2 separate regions of the Homo sapiens genome follow, and region 2 is linked to region 1. Evidence: read pairs that join two places in POLR2A ChIA-PET (ENCODE). Cell type or tissue: Panc1. All regions are shown on one strand. Each heading gives the region's core, and the rest is flanking DNA. Links, peaks and the distances in the headings are about the cores only. Region 1 overlaps FAM81A (family with sequence similarity 81 member A). Region 2 overlaps MYO1E (myosin IE).

Region 1 (5,385 bases), core at 232-5,231:
CAAAAGAGAGAATGGCAGACAAGCATACAGAATTGATGAAAGAGAAATCTCAAACTTAGAAAACCAAATACATGGTGGGTGCAGTGGCTCATGCCTATAATCTCAGCACTCTGGGAGGCCAAGGCAGATGGATCACCTGAGGGCAGGAGTTTCAGACCAACCTGGCTAACATGGTGAAACCCTGTCTCTACTAAAAATACAAAAATTAGCCAGGCATGGTGGCACAGGCCTGTAATCCCAGCTACTCGGGAGGGTGAGACATGAGCATTGCTTGAACCAAGGAGGCAGAGGTTGCAGCAGTGAGCCGAGATCACACCACTGCACTCCAGCCTGGGCAATAGAATAGGACTCTGTCTCAAAAAAAAAAAAAAAGAAAGCCAACTACATTCCAGTAGAATAAGTAAAAAGCCAAGTCTAGACACATCAGTTTGGTGCTCTAAAACTACAGAACACCAAATAAATATAGAAAGATCTTAAAGCAGAGAGAGAAATTAGACCAATGCTGATTTCTCAGCCATATTAAGGGTGAGAAGGTGGTCTGGTACCTTCAGATACTGAGAGTCTGATTGTCAGCCAGTGGAAAAATAAAGATGTTTCAGACAAATAAGAACTCAAAGTTAGCTGGATATGGTTGTGCATGCCTATAGTCCCAGCTACTCAGGAGGCTGAGGCAAGAGAATTGCTTGAGTCCAGGAGGTTGAGGCTGTAGTGAGCTATGATTGAGCCACTGCACTCCAGCCTAAGTGACAGAATGAGACCCTGTCTCAAAAAAAAAAAAAAAAAAAAAAAAAAAAAAGAACTCAAAGTGTACTAATAAAACTACACTAATGGAATTTTAAAAAGACAGCCTTCATGGCTGGATGTGGTGGTTCGCGCCCATAATCCCAGCACTTTGGAAGGTTGAGGCGGGCAGATCACCTGAGGTCAGGAATTCAAGACCAGCCTGGCCAACATGGTGAAATCCTGTCTCTATTAAAAATACGAAAGTAGCTGGAAATCACCTGAACCCAGGAGGTGGAGGTTGCAATGAGCCGAAATCATGCCACTGCACTCCAGCCTGGGCAACAGAGCGAGACTCCATCTCAAAAAAAGAAAACGAAGAAGAAACAAAGAAAATAATACAAAAAGAAGGTCCAAAATATAAGAAGAAAGGATGAGCAAAGAATATGATGAACATTGGGCAAATCTAAACAAACAGTAATATTAAAGTCAGATTTGCAGAGGATCAAAACACAACTAAAATATAGGTCAATGACAACATCTAAATGAGGAGGAAGATTTCTGAAATTATTCTTAGGAGTTTTTCAGGATCAAATTAGAAACATTGAATAACTTTAGACTTTGATAAATTAAATGTGTGTATTAAAATTTCCATTCTAAAAGAATAAAATTGGTATAATTTCCAAACATTAGAAGAAATCCAAAGGACACGGGTTCACATCAGATATGTGAAAGTGTTAGCAAGGATGTGGGGAACAGGACCTCTTTATAGCGCTGAGTAAAATGTGAAGTAGTACAACCACTCTAGAAAACAGTCTGGTGTTTTCTGGAAAAGTTGGACGTGTTCAGACCCTAGAGAAATTCTCCCAAATGTGAACCAGGAGCTATGTATCAGTATTTTTGTAACAGCATTATTATTTATTTTATTTATTTATTTTGAGATGGAGTCTTGCTGTGTCGCCAGGCTGGAGCGCAGTGTGCTTGATCTCGGCTCACTGCAACCTCCACCTCCCGGGTTCAGCGATTCTCCTGCCTCAGCCTCCCGAGTAGCTGGGACTACAGGCACGTGCCACCATGCCCAGCTAATTTTTGTATTTTTGGTAGAGATGGGGTTTCACCATGTTAGCCAGGATGGTCTCAATCTCCTGACCTCGTGATCTGCCCACCTCGGCCTCCCAAAGTGCTGGGATTACAGGCGTAAGCCACTGCACCCGGCCCATAACAGCATTATTTTTAATAGCAAAGATGGATAAAAACAAACCAAAACAAATGTCCATCAACAGAAGACTGGATAAGCTGTGGTATATTCATAAAATTGAATATTATTCAACAATGAAAATGAATTCACTACAGCTATACAAATCAGCATGAATGAATCTCACAGACATATGTTGAGTGAAAAATGAGTAGAAAACTCACACTTTAGTACGTTCCATTTGTATAAAATTTAAAAATATGCAATGCTGGCCAGGCGAGGGGGCTAACGCCTGTAATCCCAGCACTGTGGGAGGCCAAGGCAGGCAGATCACTTGAGTTTGGGAGACTAGCCTGGCCAACATGGTGAAACCCTGTCTGTACAAAAATACAAAAATTAGCTGGGCATGGTGGTGCGCGCCTGTAGTCCCAGCTATTCAAGAGGCTGAGGCCGGAGAATCACTTGAACCTGAGAGGCAGAGGTTGCAGTGAGCCAAAATCACACCACTGTACTCCAGCCTGGGCGACAGAGCGAAACTCCATCTCAAAAAAAAAAAAAAAAAAAAAAAAAAGCAATGCTGAAAAATATGCTGTTTTAAGATCCAAACCAATAGAATAAAATGATGAAGAACAATAAGTTCCAGTTAATGGTTACTTCTTGGGTTGTGGGGTGATCGCAAAGTACACTTGGGTCTTCTAAGGTCCTGGCAGTGTTCCATGTCTTACCTGGCAGGGGTTCACGGTTGTGTACTTAGGGTACAGGCTAGCTTCCATGCTGGCTCTCACATAACAGTGCGGAGATCAGTGGTCCAGAGGAGACAGGCAGCAGTCGCAACTCAGTGTGGTTTTTCCAAGGCTCCAGTCCTCGTCCCTTCCCAGTCACCTGGGACAGGGAGAGAGTCCAGGGCAGAAGCTTTGTTTTTAAAGATAGGACTGGAAAGGCGTGCTTATGACTTTGATGCATCATGAGGCTATATCTCGCTGCAAGGGATCCTGGGAAATGTGGTCTCTGGCTAGGCAGCCATGTACCCAGTTAACATTTGAGGGCTTCTTAATAAGGAAGAAGAAGAGAACAGATATTGCAGGACAAGTGGTAGCTCTACTACAATGGGTGTTCATGTTATCACTATTTAAGTCACATGTCTACATCACATACATTCTTCTGTATTTTATTACATATTATAATAAAAACTGGAAAGAAGTAATTAAGAGGGAGGTAGCAGGTATGGACAGTTATAAGGAATTTGGGAAGGGAGAGGAATGGAAGGATGGGAGGGTTTTATTTTTTTCTTTCAATTTTTCTTTTGATTTACATTAGGAAATATCCATAGAGGACAAGGGCAATTTGGGGAACGTTAGAGAGAAAGGGAGCCAGGTTCTAGTCCCAAGAGATAAAAGGGACTAGGAGGAAGAGCCTGGGGAAGAAGGGGACCCTAGAAGAGGAGATGAGAGACACTGTGTCCTCTGAGCCAGGAGTATCGTGGACCCTCGGAACTGCCGGGGTCTGTGGCTGGCCCAGCTCTGTGTCGCTGTGTCACCTCAGTGCCTGTGCCGCGTACTCCTCGTGGGTAGGAAGCACAATCAGATGGTTTATCTGTTGTATTCTCCCGCCTTACCAGCTTCCCATGTTAGTGCTAAGTGCAATTCTAAGAAAAGGAAAATATGTAATTCTGATTGAGCCTAGTTTAATGTTGGCATATATACCAGAAATATGATAGTTGGAAATTGATATTGTATGATGTCATTAAAAAAAATTGTTAGAACCAGAAATACCATTTGACCCAGCAATCCCATTACTGGGCATATACCCAAAGGAATATACATCATTCAGTTACAAAGATACATGCATACGTATGTTCACTGCAGCAGTGTTCACAATAGCAAAGATATGGAATCAACCGAAATGTCCATCAATGATAGACTAGATAAAGAAAATATGGTACTTATATAGCATGGAATACTGTGCAACCATAAAAAGGAATGAGATCATGCCCTTTGCAGGGACATGGATGGATCTGGAAGCCATTATCCTCAGCAAAGTAACACAGGAACAGAAAACCAAACACCACATGTTCTTACTTATAAGTGGGAGCTGAACAATGAGAACATGTGGACACAGGGAGGGGACCAACACATACTGGGGCTTGGGGGCATGGGGGGGGCAAGGGAGAGCATCAGGAAAAATAGCTAATAGATGCAGGGCTTAATACCTAGGTGATGGGTTGACAGATGCAGCAAACCACCATGGCACATGTTTACCTGTGTAACAAATCTGTATATCCTCAACATGTACCCTGGAACTTAAAATAAAAAAAATAAAAAATAAACTGTTTTACATCTAACTTGCAATTTTTTTTTTTTAGATTTAAAGGTACAGTTGAGGAACTCAGTAACCAGATATTATCTGCACGGAGTTGGTTGCAACAGGAACAAGAACGGATAGAAAAAGAGCTTTTACAGAAAATTGATCAGCTTTCCTTGATTGTTAAGGAAAACAGTGTAGGTATTGATGTTTAGCAAAAATTTAGTAAAGTTATTCAGTGGGGGCCTACACTGTTTGAATAATAATACCTAGTAATTTATCACTGATTTAGCTGTTCAATTGTTTCTTGCCTTAAAATCCATTTCCATAGTTCCATATTGATGCTTTGTATTCTTCATAAAGACATAGAACACTCTGACTTGTTTTGGTTAACAAAGACTAAGTAGAAAATTTCAGTACTTTCAGTTAAGATGAAGTTAAGCTAAAACCTTAATGATCCAAATTGTTCATCTTCGTTTCTACATAAAACTAAGAATCACCAACTTCATTCTTGTTTGTTTTAATTTCTTGATCTGGGTTTGCTTTTTTGCCTGGTGTTGAATAGATTTCTGTCTCCAGATCACACCATTCTACTGTAGCTACATGTGAGATACCACAGTGCAACATGTAAACAGAATCCACCATTTTTTTCCCCATTTTCCTTCTCCTTCATCCCAGTCTCTCACAGAGCTAAGGTTTGTAGAACTGCTCAAAAACGATATCAAGAAAGTCTTGTGCCGGGCACTGTGGCTCACTCCTGTAATCCCAGCACTTTGGGAGGCTGAGGCGGGAGGATCGCTTGAGCCCAGGAGTTCGAGACCAGCCTGGGAAACATGGTGAAACCCCATCTCTACAAAAAACACAAAAATTAGCTGAGCATGGTGACACACGCTTGTAGTCCCAGCTACTCAGGAGGCTGAGCCTGAATCCACCTTGAGCCCAGGAAGGTCAAAACTGCAGTGAGGTATGACTGCACGCTGCACTCCAGCCTGGGCGACAGAGTGAGACTCTATCTCAAAAAAAGAAAAAAAAGTCTTGCATATGTAGTATTCAAAATTGTTATGCTCCCAAACCAGTACCTGGCAAGCAAAGTTTCATTGGTTTTCATTGTTTAGCATGACATCTCTGTCTCCCTTCCCTTTTCTTGTACTGTTTCCTCTTGTTGGATA
Region 2 (5,385 bases), core at 205-5,204, 200 kb before region 1:
GAGGTAGAGGGGCTGAGGAGGAGGCAGCTTCCATCTAGCTCCAGCCAATTGTTACCACAGGCGGGGTGGCAGGAGGAATGAGGCCTCAAGGTTGCCTGGTCTGATTTTTCTAGAGAAGCTGGAAATCTGGATTTCCATGAGTAACCTTTTGATTTTTAAGCACCAGCTCAATTTTTAATAAACGTATGGGCCAAATAAATACATCTCCAGGCCTCATGGAGCCTGGGGGCCACCAGCTTACAGCTTCTGATGGGGAGAGGAGACCCAAAGTCTCCTTTACTTGAGCTTTTTGAAGCTATCTGGCTTCTCCCCTTCCTTGGATGTTGTGAGGCAACAGACCATGATTTTTTTAAGTAAGTTCTCTGTGTTGCCTAAACAATAGCTTCCATTACATGTGCCCCCAAAAGCCTTAACTAGTACACAACTCCTACCTGTTTCTCTCCCACTCACTTCTTTGGCTACATGTTTTGACCTGATTGCCATCCCCATCCACGTAAAACATTTTAATCTCAGAACTGGAAGGGGTCTTACGAAAGGTCTACTAGTTAGGGTGGGCGGGGGAGAGTATTAGGAAAAATAGCTAATGCATGCTGGGCTTAATACCTAGGTGATGGGTTGATAGGTGAAGCAAACCACTATGGCACACGTTTACCTATGTAACAAACCTGTACATCTTGCACATGTACCCTAGAACTAAAAATTAAAAAAAAAAAAAAAAAGTCTAGTTCTGATCTGCCAAGAAATAACACTGGGTAAGTTACTTAACCTCTCTGTGCCTCAGTTTCCTCATTTGTAAAACAGACATGATACTTATATCACTTCATCAGACTGTGAGGAAGATTGAATGAGCTCTTGTATGTGCAATGATTAGTTAAAATGATCACATTAACCTCTTCCTTGAATTCTTTGCCTTTGGAAATAATGCCCCAATGCTGCTGCTGTTGCTGTTAATAAAAATATTAAAATAAGCACACTTAGATTAAGATTGGTGTTTATATTTGTCTGAGGCTTAGCATAAAAACTTGCAAAGGTGGAATTAGAGCACTAACTTGAACTTTCTCAGTGACAAATAAGCTGCGATCCATCAGCTTACTCAGACACGTTTTTGTAACATTTTGTAGACACTGAGGAATACTTTTGCACTGAGGCACCCGTGGGCCAACAAGTACCAGAGTGGTTTGGCTCGTGGTGATTCTGAGAAGGAGCCTGAGCAGCAGGAGACAGAGCAAGTAAGGAAAGGGCAGCTGTCAAACCATCAAACCTCCACTTGCAAAAACCGAAAAAGCATACAAGAAATTCTTGGGCCAGAGTGCAACAATCTCTCACCATCTGAAGAATTTAGTGTATCCAGGTTTATGGCTAATCTAACCTGTCACAAGGGCTGTGGCTTTCTTTGCTGAAGCCAAATCATTCTGGCCTGAATTCTTGCCAATACCACTTGACCCTCATAAAAGTCCTTGACAGCAGAGTGGATGCCATTTTTCCCTTGGCTTTGAAAAGCTTCCTTGCCGGCACCCATTACAAAGAGAATAGGGTCTGCTCTCCAGACTGGAGGCCAAAATGCTAATTAACTCATACCCAAGTCTGCCAAAAAAATTTGTGGGCAGCACTCTTTCTTCCCAGCAGTCACTATTATAGCAGTATTATAGAGAGAAGAGAAAGAAAGAAAACGAATGGAAATGAATAAAAGCCAGAAAGAATTCTGATATTAAGACCAAATAACTGCATACGCTTTTTTACATTTGTCTTTCCTACATTATTTATTTTTTATTTTTCGGAAGTCTGATCACTTCTTGCCCATATAAACTGGTCTTTCAATTATAAAATTTATCTTGTCATGTACGGATTAGACATCAATCCTCTTGCTTTCCATAGCGAACTTCACAGAGGATTTATGTGAGGTCTACAGGATCCGTTAGCAAGTCTTTCAAAATATTTCTATGAAAACACTGTGCTTTGTAAGGAAGATATCATACAAAGCAAATAATGCAACTATAGCAGGGAAATAAATCTGGAATCCACCCAAGTACCTGTGAAAGTTGGTATTAGTAAGATACCACTCCTAAATGTAAATAACTTCCCATGGTCTTATCAGCAGCAGAGCTAAATAAGATGCTCTTATTTAGTAACCTCAGTAGCCCAGGAATAATCTAGAGTATTAAGTTGTCTTCTTGCTAGGAATAGCTTCCTCCCTAGGCAGAGAAAAAAGTTCACCTGATGTTTGTATATGCCAAAAGGGGCATGTACATTCCAATCTTTATCCGTCTATCTATCATCCATCCATCTACTCGATAAATATTGAATGCCAATTAATGGTCCAGATACTTTGCTATAAGTTGGCAGATAGAGATGAACAAGGCACACACATTACCTGCCCTCATAGAGCTTACAGTCCAATAAGGCAAACACAGAAGTAAACAAGCAATGCTAACAGTCTGATAAGAGCTGTGTATGCTAAGACATACCCTTTTCTCCCTCCTCCCTAAAGAAACCTGGAACAAGGTGCCAAAAGCTGGTAACTAAGTAGAATTTAATCTGGCATGAGTCATGATAACATGTAGGATGCTTAGGGTAAACTCTAAACTCACAATCACTAAGGGCAACGCAACAGAGAAAGTGATTTGGGAAGACAGCAGCAACAAGAGACCTCCATAAAGAAGGCTCTTGTGGTAGCATATGCAAGATGACCACTCAGGCCAAACCTAGTATGACTATACAAACTGTTATCAGAGGGGCAGTGCTGATAGTTTCAGTTTCAGGACTGCCCCATATTAGTGTGAAAGTCTGGGTACAGGTGGAATTTCTGTTCTTCGGAACAGTAAACCCTGTGTAAGAAAGGGAGGCAGAACTGGGGGACAGATTTAGGAGAACAAATTTTCTGGCTTGTCAGGGCCTAGGGGTGCTAAAGATGAGCAATGGAAGAAGAGATGGAGAGAATGCTGGTGTGACAGAGCGAGGGCGTGAAACAGTCAGGAACTTTTCTAAGTCCTTCATGTGGGCTAATTCAATATTTACAATTGAGCTACATAACCTCATAAGGCAGGCACAATTATTGTCACTTCCATTCTACAGATGTGGAAACTGAGGTAGAAGGTTATGAAATTTGTTTCAAGGTAGCTAGTAAGTCATAGAGCCAGAATTCAAACGCATTCAGCCTGGTTCTCTAGTTCAGTGGGGCAGAAGAGTTTAGATCTGCCTAAACAGTAAATGGGGAGTCACTGAGGATATTTAATCAAGACACTGTGTAATTACAATTGCGATTTCATGAGTGCATGTGGTCACCACATGTAGGACGAACCAGAGGGGAAATGGAAGATAAATGGCATTTAATGAATGCCTCTGGTATACCCAGGCCTCTCCAGCCATTATCTTACAATCCTACCTCATTACCCAACAATCACTCTAGAAGAGGCAGACATGGAGGTCCCATCTTCCTAGTGCTGGAACTAAGTCTCGAAATGCTTCAATGTCTTGCCCATACACTCCTGTATGCAATAGAATTGAGCCCAACGGAGACTACCATGAAAGCCCCTGCTTTTCCCACCACACTGTCCTGGAAATGCTAGACACAACAAACTAGGTAGTGGTTTTTATAATTGTCAAAGCAAGTGGTCATGAGAACTGGAGGACTAAAGGATGGTAGACTTGATAACTGATCAGACATGAAAATCATACAAGAGATTAAAACCAAAAAACAAAAAAGATTTCAAAATTATTAGTCTAGAAGACTTGCATTGCCAGTCATAGACATTTGGAAGTTACAAAAGAGGAAGATGTTTTTGTTTTACTGCAGTTTGGGGGTAGAGAGTAGTAGAAGCCTACCAGAATGTTGACTAAAAATACTAACATTTATTGAGTACTTACTGTTTGCCAGGCAGTGTACTAAGGACTTCACGTGCACCAATTAATTTAATCCTCACAAAACTCTTTGAGACAGATGTTGTTATTATCCCCATTTTAAAGATGAGGAAAATGAGAAAGTCACTCAAGATTACACGAAGAGTAAATTGCAAAGCTGGACTTGAACCCAGGTCTATCTGACTTCCTGTCTTATAGAAACTGGGCATTTTAAGCCTCAGAGAAGACATGACAGTGGGTTAAGAAGACTTGCATGACTGGCTCATGCTAGAGAAGCAGAACCAGTATGAATGGGTAAGTGTCATTTTAAAATATATTTTAGTGGCTGGGTGTGGTGGCTCATGCCTGTAATCCTAGCACTTTGGGAGGTCAAGGCAGGTGGATCACTTGAGGTCAGGAGTTTGAAACCAGCCTGGCCAACATGGTGAAACCCCATCTTTACCAAAAATACAAAAAAAAGCCTGGCATGGTGACAGGCACCTGTAATCCCAGCTACTTGGGAGGCTGAGGCAGGAGAACTGCTTGAACCCAGAAGCCGGAGGTTGCAGTGAGCTGAGATCGTGCCACTGCACTCTAGCCTGGGCAACAGAGCAAGTCTCCATCTGAAAAAACGAAAAAAAGAAAATTTAGTTCAAACATGAAGTTTCTGTAATAACTTTTCTGTATTCTACCTTGAAAAGAAAATAAATGCATATTTTATAATTATTATAAAATAATGCAATTGCCCTGACATTTCTAGTAAGTTTAGCTGCTCAAAAATAAGCAGGCTTGGAAGTTTTAGCCAGAGCTATCAGGCAAGAGAAAGAAAGAAAAGGCACCAAGATAGGAAAAGAAGTCAAACTACCTTTTTTTTTTTTTTTTTTTTTTTTTTTTTTTGGCTGATGTTATGATTCTGCACCTAAAAAACCCCAGAGACAGCCAGGCACGGGGGTTCATGCCTGTGATCCCAGCACTTTGAGAGGCCGAGGCATGCGGATCACCTGAGGTCAGGAGTTTGAGACCAGCCTGACCAATATGGATAAACCCTATCTCTACTAAAAATAAAAAATTAGCCGGGCATGGGGGCATATGCCTGTAATCCCAGCTACTCAGGAGGTTGAGGCAGGAGAATCACTTGAACACAGAGGCAGAGGTTGCAGTGAGCCGAGACCATGCCATTGCACTCCAGCCTGGGCAACAAGAGCAAAACTCCGTCTCAAAGCAAACAAACAAACAAAGAAAGAAACACCCTAGAGACTCCTCCACCTCGAACTGACAAGTGACTTCAGTGAAGTTCACGATACAATATCAGCATACAGAAATCAGTAGCATTTCTATACACCAATGACATTCAAGTTGTGAGCCAAATCAAGAATGCAATCCCATTGACAATAGCAAAAAAACTAAAATACTTAGGAATACATCTAACCAAGGAGGTGAAAGACAACTATAAGAACTACAAAACACTGTTGAAAGAAATCACAGATGACACAAACGAATGGAAAAAACATTCCATGCTCATCCATTGGAAGAATCAATATCGTTAAA

What was found. Peaks named below come from ENCODE experiments on the same cell type or tissue, not always from the same donor. Only the 100,000 strongest peaks of a DNase experiment are listed, where the experiment ranks them.
Region 2: POLR2A ChIA-PET joins it to region 1 with 8 read pairs; 3 of 35 experiments call an interaction of 5 or more read pairs at or near these places.

Annotation. Positions count from the first base shown.
Region 1 is chr15:59,510,012-59,515,396 of GRCh38, forward strand. FAM81A (family with sequence similarity 81 member A) reads left to right here. Exons shown (of 9, transcript NM_152450.3): 7 at 4,278-4,413. Among named protein-coding and RNA genes, the nearest start is that of FAM81A, 75 kb to the left of the region's middle. RefSeq lists an enhancer at 5,248-5,317. In Panc1, for the core only: no CTCF peak of the experiment used is centred there; no DNase peak of the experiment used is centred there.
Region 2 is chr15:59,314,848-59,320,232 of GRCh38, forward strand. The region is part of intron 1 of MYO1E (myosin IE); the gene reads right to left. Among named protein-coding and RNA genes, the nearest start is that of MYO1E, 55 kb to the right of the region's middle. In Panc1, for the core only: no CTCF peak of the experiment used is centred there; no DNase peak of the experiment used is centred there; H3K27ac peaks cover 3,410 bases.